4 separate regions of the Homo sapiens genome follow, and all the other regions are linked to region 1. A link is a contact called in ENCODE Hi-C or POLR2A ChIA-PET data. All regions are on one chromosome and are shown on one strand. The core of a region is the stretch at or near the end of the contact, and the rest is flanking DNA. Distances in the headings are between cores, read along the strand shown. Region 1 holds the start of MYO5B (myosin VB). Region 2 holds the start of CXXC1 (CXXC finger protein 1). Region 3 holds the start of CFAP53 (cilia and flagella associated protein 53). Region 4 has its middle 28 kb from the start of CXXC1.

Region 1 (4,399 bases), core at 625-3,124:
CTCCTGACTTCAAGTGATCGGCCCACATTGGCCTCCCGAAGTGCTGGGATTATAGGCATGAGCCACCACACCCGGCCAGAACAGCAGCTCTTAAACTTGGCTGCCATTAGAACCATCTGGGAGCTCTTCAGAATCCTTTCACCCAGGGCAACACCCCCCAGACAAGTTAAATCAGAATTTCTGGGAGTGGGAACCAGACATCCACTTGTTTCAAAAGTGATTCTGATGTGCATAAAGTGTTGAGAATCAGAGAATTAAGGAGGTACTGGGCGTAAGTGGAGATAGCTAAATAAGTGAAGCTACTGCTTTAAGAAGTTTAGCAGGAGAGGAAAACACAAAAAGCCAGGGGCCAGTGGAGAGAGGAAGAGTTGCTGGTAGAGAGATGGGACCACTAATGGTGGTGGAGGAAGAGGCCAGGATCTAGGCAGGACTGATGACTTTCTTATTCAAAAAGGGGAGAATCACCTGGAGGCAGAAAGAACAATGAGTACTGGCCCCACACCAGAGTTTATGGTTCAGTAGGTCTGCAGTGGAGCCCAATAACTTGTATTTCTAACAGTTACCAGGTGATGCTGATGGTGGGCGTGGGGGGTGGGGACACACTTTAAGAGCTACAGGAATCCGGGGAAGGGAAATATGCAGAAAAACTTTTGAGGAAGAGAAAAAAATCCCTTTCTGCTCTTGCCACTGATGTGAAGAGTTCCATTTTTAGGTCCAATGAGAGCCGCCCAAGCTTTGGTCAATGCATTTGTCACCCTGGAAGTACCATCCTTTAGACTTTCAGAGGAGCTTTAAAAATTGGGATACCCAGGTCCCATCCTTCATTATATCAGAATTCCTTGGGTTGGGGCCTCTTCCTTGGAACGCTTAAAGCTCCCCATGTGACTCTCATTGTGGAGGTGCCCATGGGAAGGCCTGCACAGGTGAATTACAACGGGATCTTGAGTTCCAGGTGGGATGCCTCTGAGAATCACCTTCTGGGGCTCTTGAACAACTGCCCCGGCTGGTACAGATATATCTTCCGGTTGAGAACCACTTTTCAGGGGCCACCCCTGGGTCAGGGACAGATGTCAGCTTCAGAAGGGAGTGTCTCCTCTGACAGCCCCTCGTCTCCCTCCACAGACTTCTGGCAGTTTTTTTTTTTTTTTCTTGGTTGAAATTTCTACTTTTCACTGGAAGTAGGAGAGGAGCTGAAGTTGCTGCAGGCAGCCAAGTGCCATGGTCAGAGAGGGAACACAAATAAACGAGGTAGTGAGTGGCAAAAGGACCCGGAGTCTGCATGTAGACGAGACGGGGGTTGGGAGAACGTGAGACTTCCCGGAAAAGCAGAAGCCCTCTGAGATGAGTGGCCTGGAGTCTCCTTGGAGGCTGTGGGCGAAAGTGGACAATATTTGTACAGAAGGAGTTACGACTCCCACTTTACTGACAAGGATTTCCGCGCAGAGAGTTCAGTTTGAAGGAGAAGATCCCTGGTGTATGTATATCCAGGTCGCCTTAATAACGATCTACGAGTAACTGAATTTTAATCATGAAAGCGCTGAATACAGCCAGGTAAAATCGAGGGCAATGTCTGGGGCCTTCCAGCCATAGACGCTTCTCTTTTTTCCCCCCTCTCTGGTTAGTTCCTCTTCCCTTTTCTTGTCTGCACCGCGTTCATGCCGGACTCCGCGGGGCCCGGTGCGGGTGGAAGCGGAGCGCGGCAGGGCAGGTGCGGGCGCCGGGGCGCACCTGTGCCTGCGCGCGCGCGGCGTCCAGCAGGGGGCGGCCCGCGCCGGTCCCGGAGCTCCTCTCTGAGCGCCCCGCCCCCGGCCCGGAGGCCCAGGTGGCAGCGGGGGCGCGGGAGGGCGCGTCGGGCCGGGCACCGGCAGGGCTCAGAGGCGCGGCGGCGCACGGGCCGTCCGCTCTGACGCGAGCGGGTCCTCCCTCCTCGCCGGCCCTCGCCTCCTCCCCACACCTGGGAGGGGAGTGGTGCGGCGCGGCCTCCTCCCCCGGCGCTCGCAACTCCTGTCCGGCCGTAGCTGCGCCGCCGCGGCGGGAGTAAAGGTCGCGCCGCCGGGAGCGAGCCGGCCGCGGCGCCTGCGGGAAGCCGGCGGGGCAGGTCGGAGAAGAGCGAGAAGATCGAGAAACTCCAGGCCAGCCCGGGAACATGGCGCCAGGCGGGCCAGCCGCGGACTGAGAGCCGCGGGGCAGCCAGGAGCCGGGGCCCGAGCCCCGCCCGGCCCGGGCCATGTCGGTGGGCGAGCTCTACAGCCAGGTGAGCGCGGCCGCGAGGGAGGCGCCCCGGGGCCGGGGTGGCGCGCTCGGGGCCACCTAGTACTCAGGGTCGCCTTCTCCCTCGGCTACTGGAGGCGGGAGGTGACGGGAGACCCCCCTCCGCGGTGTCCTCCTCGTCACTGTCCTCGGAGTCCCTAACTTCGGTTGGCGGAGAAAGTTTGGCGGTTCCGGGAACGCCCGCACTGACCGGCCACCCGGCTCCTAGAGGTTCCGCAGCGCCACGGCTCAGCACCAAGCCAGGGCTGTCGCCCCCTCCCCGCCGCGCCCCTCACTTTCGTTGCCTGGGCTCGGCTCCAACCGAGTTCCCCGAACGGCAGGGCGACCCTGCCAGCTCTGAGCGCCGTGCGCGGGACGGGCCCCCGCGGTGCTCCCGCTGCTGTCCCCTGTCCCCGCCGTGGACCCCACCCCAGGGGCTCTGCGGCGCCGGCTCTCGAGGGCGCGCCTCCGAGGCGTCCTTTCCTCCCGCATACCCACAACAGGGAACCCTGGACTTGGGAGAGGTGGGGGTTCTGGACTTGGTGGAGAGGGAGGAGACAACCTGGCGTGAGGGCGCGGCGGCTGGATGGAGTGAGGGTAAGCAATGGGTAGAGGGGTGCGCCGTTATCTCCGGAGACCCCAGGGAAGAGCATTGTGAATTTGCTGGGGATGGATGTTTTGACGCGGCCTCTTTGGTACAAAGAGGGCTTCAGTGACTGCGGGGAGGGGGTTGGAGTAAAGTCGAACCGGGAGCAGGGTGTGAGTTTCAGGATGCCTTCAAGGTCAGAAGGGATGTGTGAGGCTGGGTGCTCCGAATCGGGAACAGGTGCAGCCCGGGCGGAGACGCCCGCGTTCCGCAGCAGTTGCTGTGGTTAAAGTTAGGGACAAGCCACCGCTTCCAGGGGAGCTCGCGGCAGCGCTGCAGCCGCCCGGGACCCCTCGAGTTTCAACCTGGAGTCAGTAGTGAGAGGGGCAAAGGCCTTTTCTTCACATGTGCCCTATGCACCTTTAAGAAAACAAGTTTTGGATAGTCCAATGCCTGGTTTTCCTGTTCGTCTTCTTGGGTGGCCAAAACACGTTTAACAGTGCCTATGCACACGCCTCCATGCAGAGTTGTGTGTGCGTGTGGTGTCCACGCGCGTTGCGTGGGTATGCGATTCCCGGGACACCCGCCCGGGCCAACAGGTCTGGGCTGGGTAGGAACAGTCACTTCCGCGTCCTTACCTGGCGATCACACGCGGCTGTCTAGCCCATGTGGGAGCCCTTCGGCTCCGTGGGCTGGCCACCCTTCTAAGTTTGAGGAATTATTCAACTCTCCCATTCCTCCTGGAGGGGAGCAGGGCCGGGATGAGTTCATGCTCAGGAAGGTGGCCGCGGAGGCTGTCACCTGGCTGGGGGTGGGGCCGCAGCAGCCTCAAATACAGCTTCCGAGCCCACCAGGGGCCACCTGTGCAGCGATCAGGGATGGGCGACGGCCTCTGGGGGAGGAGGGGAGGAGGTGGGAGCCAGGGCGTGAACTCTGTGACAGTCCTGGCCCTGGAACGGCACCCCACCCCTCTTAGCTGTGGAGGTATTGGGAGGATCCCTAAAAGCTCAGCTTTCAGTTCTTTCACTGAAGCCGGTTAGGTTTTCAGGAGCTGGGACTGGAGGCTGGAAGCCAGTGAGGCAGGGGAAAAATCTGAACTGGAGTGCTCAAAGAGCCGAAGCTTTGTTACATTAAAGTGCATGGAGATACAACTTGTGCTCCTAAGTAAAAGGAGTGACTCAACTGAATATACCTACAATGTGTCAAAGTCCTTTGTCAGGCAATATTGAATTGCTGTATTATATGAGGGGGAAAGTTTGTGGGGGAAAAATGGAGTTAAAAGATTAAAAATATAAACTTTATTTCTCAACACAGTTTCCATCAAGTTCAAGACACTTTTTTAAGTTATACCAGCCACTTAGTTCGTCCCTAAAGAACTGAGGGTCCTGGGAATTTAACCATGTCAATGCAGTCTCTTTTACATTATTAACTGGAAAAGATGCAGGTCATTTAGTTCAAGATTAGGACACAAAGTCAGAAGGAGCCAAATCAGGACTGTGAGGTGGACGCCTAATAGTTTTCCACAGAAACTCTTGCAAAATTGCTCTTCTTTGAGAGGAATGA
Region 2 (3,808 bases), core at 914-3,413, 93 kb before region 1:
TTTTCCTGGGAAATAGCAGAGCAGTGAATTTTGTAAGGTTGGAGCAAGGAAAAAGAACAATTTTTTTTTTAAAGCTGATTGGTTAACATCAGATTGCTTCAGGTTGCTTTTTTATAAAGGTTAAAGCAAAGGGGACTTTCAAGCTAAAAGTGGCTTGTATGGGGATTTGGCTATTATCCTGTCTCTTTCTCCTTGGAAGGTCAGATGAACAATTTAGTTTTGGCTTGGTGGCATGGAACTTCAGCGTGAGTGACTCCATTTTGGTGGGGCCTAGAGCAGGAGCTCTGTCCAAACTAATGACCTCCTATAAATTTGAACATGTCTTACAATATTTATAGCCAATTACAAAGTAATTCTACTTTTAGAATTTTATCTCTAAGGAGAGTCAACTAAGAAGAGGCAAGAGACCAAGCTGCAATGCAGGAGTTTATTGGGGCATTAGGAACTGCAATTCAGGAGACACAGATTCAGCTCGAAGTCAAATTGTACTCCAAAGATAGGAAGGGGAGAAGGAGTTTTTAAGAAAAAGAAAAAGGAAGCTAAGGGTGATTACACAAGTTCTTTTAAAGAAATTATTATTGGTGGAGGCGGCTGGCTGGCATCAGTCCATAGTTCATTGGTTGTTGTTCAGGAGACGCAGCACTAGTGAAATATAGCTGGTTTCCAGGACTGTGTGGTCATTGCAGTTTGGACCAATTCAAAGGTTCGAGGCAAGTTCCTGTTGTGTTTTAATTTTGTTTTGTTTGTTTTCCTTTTTGCAAGTTTGCAGGGAGTCCATAGAATGGCTTCCAGGCGGGCCAGGCACGCGGTGGTTCACGCCTGTAATCCCGGCACTTTGGGAGGCCGAGGCGGGCGGATCACCTGAGGTCGGGAGATCCAGACCATCCTGGCCAACACGGTGAAACCCCATCTCTACTAAACATACAAAAAAAATCAGACGGGCATGGTGGTGCATGCTTGTAATCCCAGCTACTCGGAAGGCTGAGGCAGGATAATCGCTTGAACCCGGGAGGCGGAGGTTGCAGTGAGCTGAGATCGCGCCATTGCACTCCAGCCTGGGCAACAAGAGTGAAACTCCGTCTCAAAAAATAAGTAAATAAATAAAAATAAATAAATAAATACATAATAAATAATAAATAAAATAAATAAATAAATAAATAAATAAATAAATAAAGCCTGGCTTCCAGGCTCCATCTTACAGCTGTTAACCAGAGTTACACCTGGTATATCACATTTGTATATTTGTAAATTTGTATATCACATTTCACAAGAAATAATCAGGGATGAGCATACAGATCTATGTTTAAGAATGTTCGTTGCAACTTTATTTAGAATAATATTTGAAAATGTTCTAAATGCTAAACAATAAAGAAATGGATAAGTAAACTGTGTTTAGGCTTATTGTGCAGCTTATAGAACTAAAATAAGATTTGATATTAGTTTAAGAATTGTTTTTAAATAAAAATAAAATAAATAGAAGCCGAACCGTGCCAGGCCTGGCAGAAGAATGACAAGTGGGAGGAGTAAAAGCCGGAAAGAGTGGTGGCAGGTGAAGTCGGAGACGACAGAGGAACTGGTTTCCTCCGCCCCGCAAGGCACACAGCCTGCCGACGCCCCATTAATACATGTGGAAGGGGAAAGAGACTGAATGGAGGAATGAATACAACTTGATCCAGGTCGTGCTTCGGAAGCGGTCACTTTACCTGTGAACCTCTCTGCCTGACAAACGGGCAATGTACGGAATCAACCACCAAGATGGCGGCGCCCGTGAAGAATCCGCAATTAGGTCGCCGTCATATGTCGCCTAGGAACGTACGGAATTCGACCCACGTACGGAATCGGATTCCAAGATGACGGCATCTATGAGGAAGTCACGCAGTAGGTGCAGCCATGTTGCCTGTACGTCGAGGCCGTACAAGCAGCCGCCGTACGGACTCTACTGACAAGGTGGCGGCGCCCTCGGGAAAGCCACATTAGAGCGCGGCCATGTTCCCGGCGAACATATGGATTCGGCCACCATACGGATACGATAAGCAAGATGGCGGCGCCTGAGGGGTCTTGGGGGCTCTAGGCCGGCCACCTACTGGTTTGCAGCGGAGACGACGCATGGGGCCTGCGCAATAGGAGTACGCTGCCTGGGAGGCGTGACTAGAAGCGGAAGTAGTTGTGGGCGCCTTTGCAACCGCCTGGGACGCCGCCGAGTGGTCTGTGCAGGTTCGCGGGTCGCTGGCGGGGGTCGTGAGGGAGTGCGCCGGGAGCGGAGATATGGTAAGTAGCGGGTCCAGGGAGGGGTTCGGCGGTGGAGGTCGGTCGGTTGGCAACAGTGGGGTCTGTCGGCCGACTCAGGGGTCTGTGGTGAGCCATAACCGGAGTCTGTGGACTGAACGGCGGGAGTCTATGGGCAGAATGATGAACCATCTGGGAGTTCTATGGTGAGCCACGGTGGGGGGCTCCTTAATAGAAGTTTAGTGGGGACTCCGTGTGGCAGTTCCGTGGGAAACCATGATCGGGGGTTCTTAGGGCAGAGGGATAAGCGGGTTGTAAGGAGTCACATTGAGTGGTCTGTAGTGAGCCGTGACGAGGAGTCCGTGTCCGGGTATCCGTGGACAGCCGCGACTGGGGGTGGGTGCGGGTGCCAGGTGGGTCTATGAGATAAACAGGGAGGGGTGCGTGGAGAACCGCGATGGGAAGTCCGCAGTGAGTTACGCGGGGTCTGTGAGGCGCCACGATGGAGGGTCGCCATGACCCATTAGCGAGTGTGGACGCAGGGAGCGGGTGTCGGTGGGTGCGTGATGGGAAGTATGGAGCAGAGTAATAGGATGTCAGAGGAAGGGATGGGGGTCAGTGGGGACTGTGATGGAGAGGTTTTTTGGGGGCCCCGATGTGAAATCTGCAGGCAGAGTGGGGATCCCTGCTGACCACGGTGGAGTTGTAATGGGGGGATGAGCCGCCACGGTGGGGGCTGCTTAAGGATCCGTAATGGGGGTGTCCTGCAGGAGGGAGATGGTTCAGACCCAGAGCCTCCAGATGCCGGGGAGGACAGCAAGTCCGAGAATGGGGAGAATGCGCCCATCTACTGCATCTGCCGCAAACCGGACATCAACTGCTTCATGATGTGAGCGCGGGAGAGATGGGCGGGGCTGACACTGGCAGGGTGGGGTGAGGCCGATGGGCCGCGCCCCTCACATCTCCATCGCCTGCCCCATCCTCTGCAGCGGGTGTGACAACTGCAATGAGTGGTTCCATGGGGACTGCATCCGGATCACTGAGAAGATGGCCAAGGCCATCCGGGAGTGGTACTGTCGGGAGTGCAGAGGTGAGGGCCATGGATGGACAGGGAAGGCAGGTGGGGCTTCAAGGGAGGAGGAGGAGCCACAAGGGGGGGTTATGGGGATTAGTGATACACGTCTGTGGTGAGCTGGAATGGGGCTCCATTGTGAGTAATAGAAGATCCCACGGGAAGAGGCAGCTCTGCCCTGGACAGGGGTGCAGAGTAGGTGGGTGGGTCAGTAAGGGAGCGAAGAGGAAGAAAGAGGTTTTGGGACCATTCAAGCCATCCAGTGCTCACTCACTTTGGCCCTACTCTCTGCCCCACAGAGAAAGACCCCAAGCTAGAGATTCGCTATCGGCACAAGAAGTCACGGGAGCGGGATGGCAATGAGCGGGACAGCAGTGAGCCCCGGGATGAGGGTGGAGGGCGCAAGAGGCCTGTCCCTGATCCAGACCTGCAGCGCCGGGCAGGGTCAGGGACAGGGGTTGGGGCCATGCTTGCTCGGGGCTCTGCTTCGCCCCACAAATCCTCTCCGCA
Region 3 (4,098 bases), core at 961-3,460, 71 kb before region 1:
CGGGGGCGGGGGGTTGGCTGAAGGCTGAGGCTCTTGGTGCTCAGCACTGGCCGGACACCTTCAACCTGCTGGTGGGTCCGCCAGGGGGCGCCGGGGCGAGAAAGCCCGTAGTTCCCAGCCACAGTCACCCACCGGGGCCCTGGAGGCACCGCTCGTCACCCATCACCCCTGGCCTGGCCGCCCTGGGGCGTGGTCTCCGTCCGGCGCAAACCCCAGTACTTGGGCTAGGGCCAGAGGGAAGCTGAGTCCCCCTCTTCAAATAGTGGTAAAACAGGCAAAACCGAACCGGGGTTAAATTTCGGAGCTCGCCCAGGGTGAGGGCGGGGCTCGACGACCTAGGACGTTCGAGTGCGGCCGGGTGTCGCCAAGGGTCGGTTTACCCCATCGCCTCAGAAATTCCGACGAGGCCCTTTGGGCTGCACAACCTTGGGAATCCCCAACGGGCGGCCCCGAATCTGCGCCGATTTTCCCAAGCCGTACTTCGGGCCCAAGGCGTTTTCATTGCCGCCTTCCCGGAGGATGTGTGGTGGGGGTGGTTCCGCCCGGACCGACGGGCGGGCCCGGAGCCCGTTGGACTCGAAGATCAAAGAACCGCCCCTCTGGACACTCCAGGAAACCGAGACGACCACCTAATTTGTTTGTTTTCTGTTTCAGGCCACGTAAACTCTTAGTAAATGCAAATGCGTATTTTACTGAACTGCAATTGAAAGAACCGTTATAGAAAAGAACACAAAATGACAGAATTATTAAAAGAGAAGAAAAACATTATTTCGTGGCTGAAAAGCTGAACCAGCAATTCAGGAAATGGAATTCGTATTTAGAAACATACCACATACAAAATCCGAAGTGGGTGGTTTACAAATGATTAAGGAATGCTAATTTACAGTAAATTGCGTCCTTAAGAGGGCATACACATTAGTTGTACTTATTATATGTCAGTTTGACGTAGGTACTGATTTGTTGCATGTGCTCACAAGTGTTCTATGCTCACCCCCACTTTAGAATGGGAGTATCACAGTGTCATTCTTAATTGGCTTTTAGGTATTACCACCTTGCTCTTGACTGGAAATGCAACTGTGGTTACCACCTGTGCTGCAGGTCCGTCCTGGTTCCCTGATTTGTGTTTCCTGTTCTGCCTGGATCCTGATTCTCAGAAACCAGTTACTGGACTTCTGATCCACATCCTGACCCTGGTCCACTGTGACCCTCAGACTCTTAATTATGCTCCACCAGGTCGTGCCACTGCCCCACTAGTCCATTTGATCTGCCCCCATCCTAGGATATCCTGAGTCTAAGCCCTGGTTTCTGCCAATGGCAAATAGGAAGATTTTATTAACAGGTTTTAAAAAATTATTATTATTACTGGTTATTTGGTTTGACAAGGCACTTAGGCTCCCTGAGCTTTGCCTTAGCTGGAAAATAAGGATAGTATTACTTGCTATTCTATCAACCCTGTAAGATATTTGCGGCCACGCGCGGTAGCGCACCCTGTAATTCCAACACTTTGGGAGGCCGGCGGGAGGGGCAGTGGGGAGGATCGCTTGAACCCAGGAGCAGGAGTTCCAGCCTGAGCAACATAGCGGGACCCCCTGTCTCTTCAAAATTTGTTTTTAAATTAGCAGGGCGTGGTGGCGCAGGCTTTGTAGTCCCAGATACTCTGGAGGCTGAGGCCCAGGAGGACGAGGCTGCAGGGAGCCATGATCACGCCACTGCACTCCACCCTGGGCGACAGAGCGAGACCTTGTCTCAGAAAAAATCTGTGAGGTTAAAAGGCTGTGTGTGTGAAAATATCTTGGAAATTGTAAAGAACTACACAAATATAAGGTTTTCCTGTGATTATTACCGTCATCAAGATTAACCTACAGATAGTGCAAAATTTAAGCTTCCCAAAAAATGTTCGCTAACCTTTTTCATACTTTTAGACCATTACAAGATATAAATAGCAAAGTCAACTGGAATTGTAATTAGAGCTTTGATTTTTCTTGGGCTAGAGGTTTTTTCTGCCATTCTGATGAACCCTGGAGGAAGGGAGCAAGGTCGGCGGGATTTGGCCGAGGGGCGGGGTGAGGACTGCGCAGGCTCAGCTTCTCAGCTGGAAGAGGAAGTCCCGAGTGCAGGCGTCTGCGGCCCCCATGGTGACCAGACCGACTTCCGCCCGACCCGCCCACCTCTACCGGCCCCTAATCCCGCGAGGCGCACCATGGCAACCAGACTTCTGCGTCGCGGAAGCGGGTCCCGCAGGTCGCCACGGTTGGGGGAAACGCGGCGGACGCCGCCCCCGTCCCGAAGGGGACTCGAAAATGTACAGCCAGCGGTTTGGCACCGTACAGCGGGAGGTTAAGGGCCCCACCCCCAAAGTGGTGATCGTGGTAAGCACAGGATATGTCTGCCAGACCCTACAGCTTTCTCCATCTCTCCGCACTCCAGGCCTGGCCTATCCCACTTCGGCCCCCACCCGGGGCCTTCTCGAGGGGAACGGGTGTCGCCTGATGCAGTGGGTTGAATTTTGAAAGAAGGAAGATAAGGTCGCTCACCTATCTACCCCACCTCTCACCCACTCATCTCCCTCTGTTTTCATCCTTACAGCCTTTCATCTGCCCCCAAAGTTATAATATTTAGGTTCTGTTTTTGGAGAATCACCACTAGGGATCTTAGGGTTTTTCAGTCTCCAAGACACCGGAAGGATGTCTGTCCCCCATGCAGTGGCGAGTGTGTGTTATGGAAAGGGCACCCGGCCCAGAGACAGATCTGGGGGCAGGGCGGGCCTATGATTTGGAGCTGGTCTTTCACTCCTAGGAAAATCGTCTGAGGAAGGGGAATTAGGTTGTGAGTGGTTATAGCACCCAACGCCTTTCCTGTGCCAACTCAACCAGTAACCATTGCTGGACAGAAGTGTCCCTTCAGACCTGGGAAAAACTCAGGTGCCTGCCTCTAAGGCTGGAGTGGTAGTAGGCCAGGAAAATGTGCTTGCTGCAGAATTTGATGGTTCCTGCTGAGAACCTCAGACACTATTGGTCCATACATGTAGATTTTTTTGTTTCTACAAATTAGTTTCTACCCACCAGAAAACTAACATGTAGGCAGAGTTATTGCTTGAGCCCCTGCTGTGTGCGCAGTATTGTGGGAGATACAGGGGTGGATACAATGATCCTGGAAGGTTAACTCTTTATTGAAGCCTGAGCCCTCCCTTCAAGGAGCTTATACAAGTCAAGTATCCCTTATCTGAAATGCTTGGGACCAGAGATGTCTAGGATTTCAGATTTTTTTTTTGGATTTTGGAATACTTGCATATACATAATGCAATATCTTGGGGAGGGGACCCAAGTCTAAACACAGAATTTATTTATATTTCATTACCTCGAAGGTAATTTTATTTTCCCCTTGGGGATGCTGAATAAATATGTGTTGTTTGCTTGTGTTTTGACTGTGACCCCTTACATGAGGTCAGGTGTGAAATTTTCCACTTATGTCATCATGTGGGTGCTCAAAAAGCTTCAGATTTTGGAGCATTTCAGATTTCAGATTTTCAAATTAGGGGTGCTCAACTTGTAATCCAATTGCAAAAAAAAACTTAGGTAGAATGAAACCACTAAAGGTTAGCACGGTAAATAATGATGTGCTATATTGTCTGTGATGTCAGTTGATGGATGAAAGATCAGTGATACAGTTTTATTATGCTCCACAGTGCACATAGCAAACTTCAGTCAACCTATAGACCTGCTCCTTCTTTAGGTCCAAGTACTGTAAGATCTGGAGCTGGAAAGCAGTAGATGGGACACATAAGTAGGCTGTAGGGTTCAAGGTGATAATTATAAACACACTTCATGAAGGACAGAAGATCTACTTTGGGTTCTGTATCCAAACACTGGGCTCAGGGGCTGAGCCATTGTTGGGTGCTATTACTTGTGTTGGGAACCAATAAGGAACAGAAAACAAACAAAAACACTAAACCAGAGAAGCGGGCTTATTGAATACTTTGCACCTAAGAAGAATTAAGAGGAAAAGGAGGAGGTTAGAGTTGGTGCATCTGCTCCTCCGGTGTCTGAGTGTGATAAGAAAGATAGATGTTAGAGGTAGCAGAATTGTGTTGCAAGAATT
Region 4 (4,405 bases), core at 894-3,393, 120 kb before region 1:
TCCAGCCTGGACAACAGAGCGAGACTCTGTCTCAAAAACAACAACAAAAGAACAAAAAACAAACAAACAAAAAAACATATCCAACCGTAATATTCAATTTCTCTTTGCTTTGTTTTTCATTTATTAATTTGAGTTCAATGCTGCTTTCTCAGGTATTACTGCATAAAGTAGTCCATTATACTGAATATTGTTTTGGCTAATATTTCTTTGCCCAGTTTTATTATCTTTTGAATATCAAAATTCTTTTATGTTAAAATGTTAATATCCTCAATATATTTTCTCTGATCTTGATTTATAATTTTCATAATTTTTTCACCTGGCCCTTCTGAGATCTTATGATCTTGATTCTTTTATTTTGTTCAGTTCCACTCTTAGCATGGCAATTTCATTCTGTAATATGTCCTTTTTGTACAATAGATATTTTTCCTTTTCCTTGCCTTCAGAAATCTCAGAATTCTTAACGTTTTAAGTGGATAATTTCTATTTCTTTCTGCTTGCAAAGTGATGGCTGAAAATTTCATTCTGGTAGTTTTAAAAAATGGCCTCAAACTCTTTGAATCCCTTCCCATCAAGAGGTTGGTCTGTTTCTCTTCACCTTGAATGTTCGTGAGTTTCTGACTGCTTTGACCACTGAGTATAGTAGAAGTGATGCTATGTGACTTCCAATGCTAGCTCATAAGAGGCTATACAGCTTTTGACTTGCTCACACATACACACAGTAGCCCTAAGCCGCCATATAAAACTATGACTACTCCAAAGTCACTATGCTGTGATGAAGTCCAATCTACATTGAGAGGCCATATGTAACTCTTGTCATTGACAGCACACACTTTACTGTGTCATTAAAGCACACACTTTACTGGTCATTATAGCACAGGGACCAGACATAAGTGGAGAAGCAACTAGGTGATTCAGGCCTAAGCCATAGGAGTCATGCCCAGCAATTTGTCTTCCCAGATGAAACTTCAGATTTCCAGTGATTTTAGCACTGTTGTCAAAAATCAATTGACCGTAGATGTATGGGTTTATTTCTGGACTCTCAATTTATTCCATTAATCTATATGTCCAGCCTGATGCCATTACCACACTGTTTTGATACATACAGCTTTTTTTTTTTTTTTTTTTTTGAGACAGAGTCTCATTCTGTTGCCCCGGCTGGAGTGGAGTGGTGCGATCTTGGCTCACTACAGTATCCACCTCCCAGGTTCAAGTGATTCTCCTGCCTCAGCCTCCTGAGTAGCTGGGATTACAGGCACCCGCCATCACACTCAGTAGTTTTTTCTATTTTTAGTAGAGATGGGGTTTCACCATGTTGGCCAGGCTGGTCTTGAACTCCTGACCTCAGGTGATCTGCCCACCTCGTCCTCCCAAAGTGCTGGGATTACAGGCATGAGCCACCACACCCGGCCTGCTAGTACTCTTTTTCTGAGTACTCTTTTCCTCTGCCTTCATGAAAATATCTTTCACATCACTAAAAACAAGGCTGTACTCAGGTTTGTATATAAAAGTATTTTCAAATTAATTAATTAATTGAAACATTTATCAAGTGTTGCATCAATTTACTTAATCTTGAGGGTAATTAATTGCTTGAAAGGAATTATGATGTCTAATGTTTGCATAAAGTCTCTCATTATAGGATCTATTCTTGTTATATAATCAGACCCAGCTAAAGAGAAAGAAGGCAATTATCTCAGAAACTCTGCAGGAAACTTATTAAATGGGCTCATACCAATGAGGCAGGGAACTTAACTTCTGTCTTTTGACAATTTCAATGTACCACACAATTTTAATATTGAGACTACAACAGTGAAACGAATAAACTTGTGAAGAAATAAAGCCACCTGTGGGAACAGATATTTCACAAGGTGCAGCAAAAACTGCCTTAAATGAACAAGCAAATGTTGTTGGTACATGTTCTTCTAGAATAATGACATATACCTAAGTGTGAAAAGGCAATGCTGCAGCAAAAATTTGTGTTTCTCTAGTGTTCCTTCCATTCAGGTAATATAGGGGGAGGAGAGAAGGCTTGCTATGATTAGTTGACTCTATTCTTGCCTAACTGCTTAACACAGTATCTCCGTGTGGTGTCCTTGCTTGAGTACACATGTGTGGTTTCCTCCTGCCAATTTCTGAAAGCATTTGTAAGGTTTCAGTAACCTAGCCCTTAATGTACGAAAAATAATGACCAATTACTTACTGAGCTCCACTGAATAAGTCTACTTATTGCAGACTAAGTGTCTACATTCCTTGTCTCTAATTCTGTCATCAATCTTATAAGACAGAGATTCACCCCATATTACAGATGGGGAAACTGAGGTTCAGAAATGTTGCATTATCAGACCAAGGTTCCACATCTGACAAATGGTAAAGTCAGAATTTGAATGGAGGAGTCAGTTTCCCTGGCTCCAGTGCTTGTGTTTCATCTGTGACGTCATGATGCTGCCGCCCAGCTGCACTCCCAGACATCCCCTCGTTTCACAGACTTTTAATGACTCTCAAATAGTCACTCTTAATTTGAATCTTTTCTGTTCATTCTAGATCTTTAATAATTCTGACTTTGAAAAAAGATTAGGTAAATACACAGCTGCACCACACTTGTCCACCATCTGGAAAAAAAATGCCATGCTCTGAGAAATTTTAACGTAAGATTCTTAACACAGAAACACAATTTAATTGACATAATGAACTTCAAGAATAAAAAGATATTTGTGCAAGCTTTAAAGCAAGAAAGAAAAAATATCATGCACAATAGAAAAATCAGGCTAGTCAAAAATTTCTTCACAGCAATATTTCTGCTCAATATTTTACTTGAAAGACTTCAAACTTGCAGAAAAATGGAATACTGCTACTACATAGAACACCAAGATTTACCAACTAATATTTTCCTCATTTGTTTATCTCTATCTATGTATGGATTAATCACTTTTTTATTTTTGTATTCTCATTTTCTTTGAAAATTTTGTTCTCAACCATTTGAAGTTAGGATGCAAATATCACAACACTTCACATTTTTGTTGAAATGTTTCTACTTATGGGAAGATGAAATGTCCAACCCAAACAATGAATGAAAGATATCTTAAATTCTGACTACCTATAATGTGAGCTGGATGCCAGAGAGGCTCAGAGGTAATTGGAAATTAGAGCATTGGCCTCTTATTTAAACAATATAGGTGAATCAATGTAGGAGCTTTATGGTAGGAAATTTCTCCAATATTTAGTAATAAGAGATTTATAAGACTTGAAAGCATGAGTTAATCTATTTGAAGAAAAAGGAGTACATATCTCAGTCAGAATTCCAGCAAAATGTGCAGATAGTATTTAGGGAAAGCAATAAGCAATAGTAGGTTCCCTACAGTTTGCAACACCAGGGAACTATTACTACATCTAGCCTGGAAGGCAATGTTTATGGAAACCTATTGAGAACAGCTGTATGGGAGAGGGCCATCTGAGAGGAGCTGTGAAATTTGCTAGGGTACTTGGTAACCCATAGAGAATCGACAGGGAAAGATCTGGGACAGTAAGCACCCTCCCTCATTCACTTCCCAGGACAGCAACCACCCTCCCTCATTCACCTCCCAGTCTCTAGGTCTCCTGGTGATCCTCCCCAGTGATTAAACCAGCTGTAAGCCAAAAGTCAAAGGCTACTCATGAAACAGTCCACAAAGGTCAGCCCTCTGAGGCAGAGAGTACGGTGGCAAAAGGTAAACAGTGCATTTGTTGGACAAAAATGAAAGACAAAATTGTTAGACAAAATTATCTGCATATACTTTCTACCTACCATTCCCATTTTGGTAGAATAATTTTTACAACACAGACATAGTTACACACACACAAACAATTGTAACTGAGTACTATATATAGGTTACATAATTATATTTATAATATAAAGCTATTGTAATATAAAACAGTTGTAATACAAATCTGATTATAACATAAATAGACTTTGCTATTTTGAATAGTACTGCAATAAACATAGGAGTACAGGTGTCTTTTTGATAGAATGATTTCTTTTCCTTTGAGTAGATGCCCAGTAGTGGGACTGCTGGGTCAAATGGTAGTTCTATTTTTAGTTCTTGGTAAAATGTCCAATGTGTGGTAAGTAAATACACCAAGACACAAAGAATTGCAGCAGAGAAAGAGGTTTAATCACAAGGCAGCCAAACAAGGAGACTGGAGGAAACCTCAAATCCACCTCCTCAAGGAGTTTAGGATCTAGGGATTTTAAGGGGTTTGGATGGTTAGTGGGCCAAGGTATAAGGATCACTGATTGGTTGAAGAATGAAGGGTGACGTCATGGAACTAAAGAAATTGCATTCTTGCATTGAGTCAGTTCTCCTTTTGGTGTCTTCAGACTGGTGGGCATGAGCTGTCCTGCTAGAATTCAGGATCTGGGCCAGGCATGGTG

What was found. Hi-C counts contacts between places; a loop is a spot of excess contacts on that map. ChIA-PET counts read pairs that join two places held with the same protein, here RNA polymerase II (POLR2A). Pooled maps may share reads with other maps.
Region 2: a loop to region 1 is called in a pooled map, with 2.5 times the contacts of the local background. The contact joins the promoter of CXXC1 here to the promoter of MYO5B in region 1. A Hi-C loop is called at or near these places in 6 of 50 pooled maps. POLR2A ChIA-PET finds 5 or more read pairs at or near these places in 2 of 52 experiments (MCF 10A and activated CD4-positive, alpha-beta T cell).
Region 3: a map of B cell shows a loop between it and region 1 (11-fold over the local background). The contact joins the promoter of CFAP53 here to the promoter of MYO5B in region 1. A Hi-C loop is called at or near these places in 2 of 168 maps with a recorded cell type or tissue (B cell and GM11168), 4 of 37 single-sample maps with no recorded cell type and 9 of 50 pooled maps. POLR2A ChIA-PET finds 5 or more read pairs at or near these places in 3 of 52 experiments (MCF 10A, OCI-LY7 and SK-N-SH).
Region 4: a loop to region 1 is called in a map with no recorded cell type, with 2.2 times the contacts of the local background. The contact joins the enhancer-like site here to the promoter of MYO5B in region 1. A Hi-C loop is called at or near these places in 1 of 37 single-sample maps with no recorded cell type and 2 of 50 pooled maps. POLR2A ChIA-PET finds 5 or more read pairs at or near these places in 1 of 52 experiments (GM12878).

The regions. Positions count from the first base shown.
Region 1 is chr18:50,192,622-50,197,020 of GRCh38, reverse strand. MYO5B (myosin VB) reads left to right here and starts at 1,874. Exons shown (of 40, transcript NM_001080467.3): 1 at 1,874-2,254. The coding sequence starts at 2,228. RefSeq lists silencers at 1,660-1,899, 1,960-2,199.
Region 2 is chr18:50,286,047-50,289,854 of GRCh38, reverse strand. CXXC1 (CXXC finger protein 1) reads left to right here and starts at 2,163. Exons shown (of 15, transcript NM_014593.4): 1 at 2,163-2,268; 2 at 2,997-3,115; 3 at 3,216-3,316; 4 at 3,598-3,808. The coding sequence starts at 2,266. RefSeq lists enhancers at 1,740-2,109, 2,220-2,309, 2,430-2,549, 3,370-3,419.
Region 3 is chr18:50,264,607-50,268,704 of GRCh38, reverse strand. CFAP53 (cilia and flagella associated protein 53) reads left to right here and starts at 2,210. Exons shown (of 8, transcript NM_145020.5): 1 at 2,210-2,369. The coding sequence starts at 2,301. It also overlaps a transcript of MBD1 not described here. RefSeq lists a silencer at 1-268 and enhancers at 429-618, 2,245-2,314, 2,485-2,614, 1,961-2,806.
Region 4 is chr18:50,313,314-50,317,718 of GRCh38, reverse strand. No RefSeq gene overlaps it. Among named protein-coding and RNA genes, the nearest start is that of CXXC1, 28 kb to the right of the region's middle. Within about 2 kb of position 2,143, at least 3 of the 41 ENCODE cell types and tissues checked have a DNase peak (open chromatin) inside an H3K27ac peak, as active enhancers do; they include GM12878, where a contact is called at or near this core.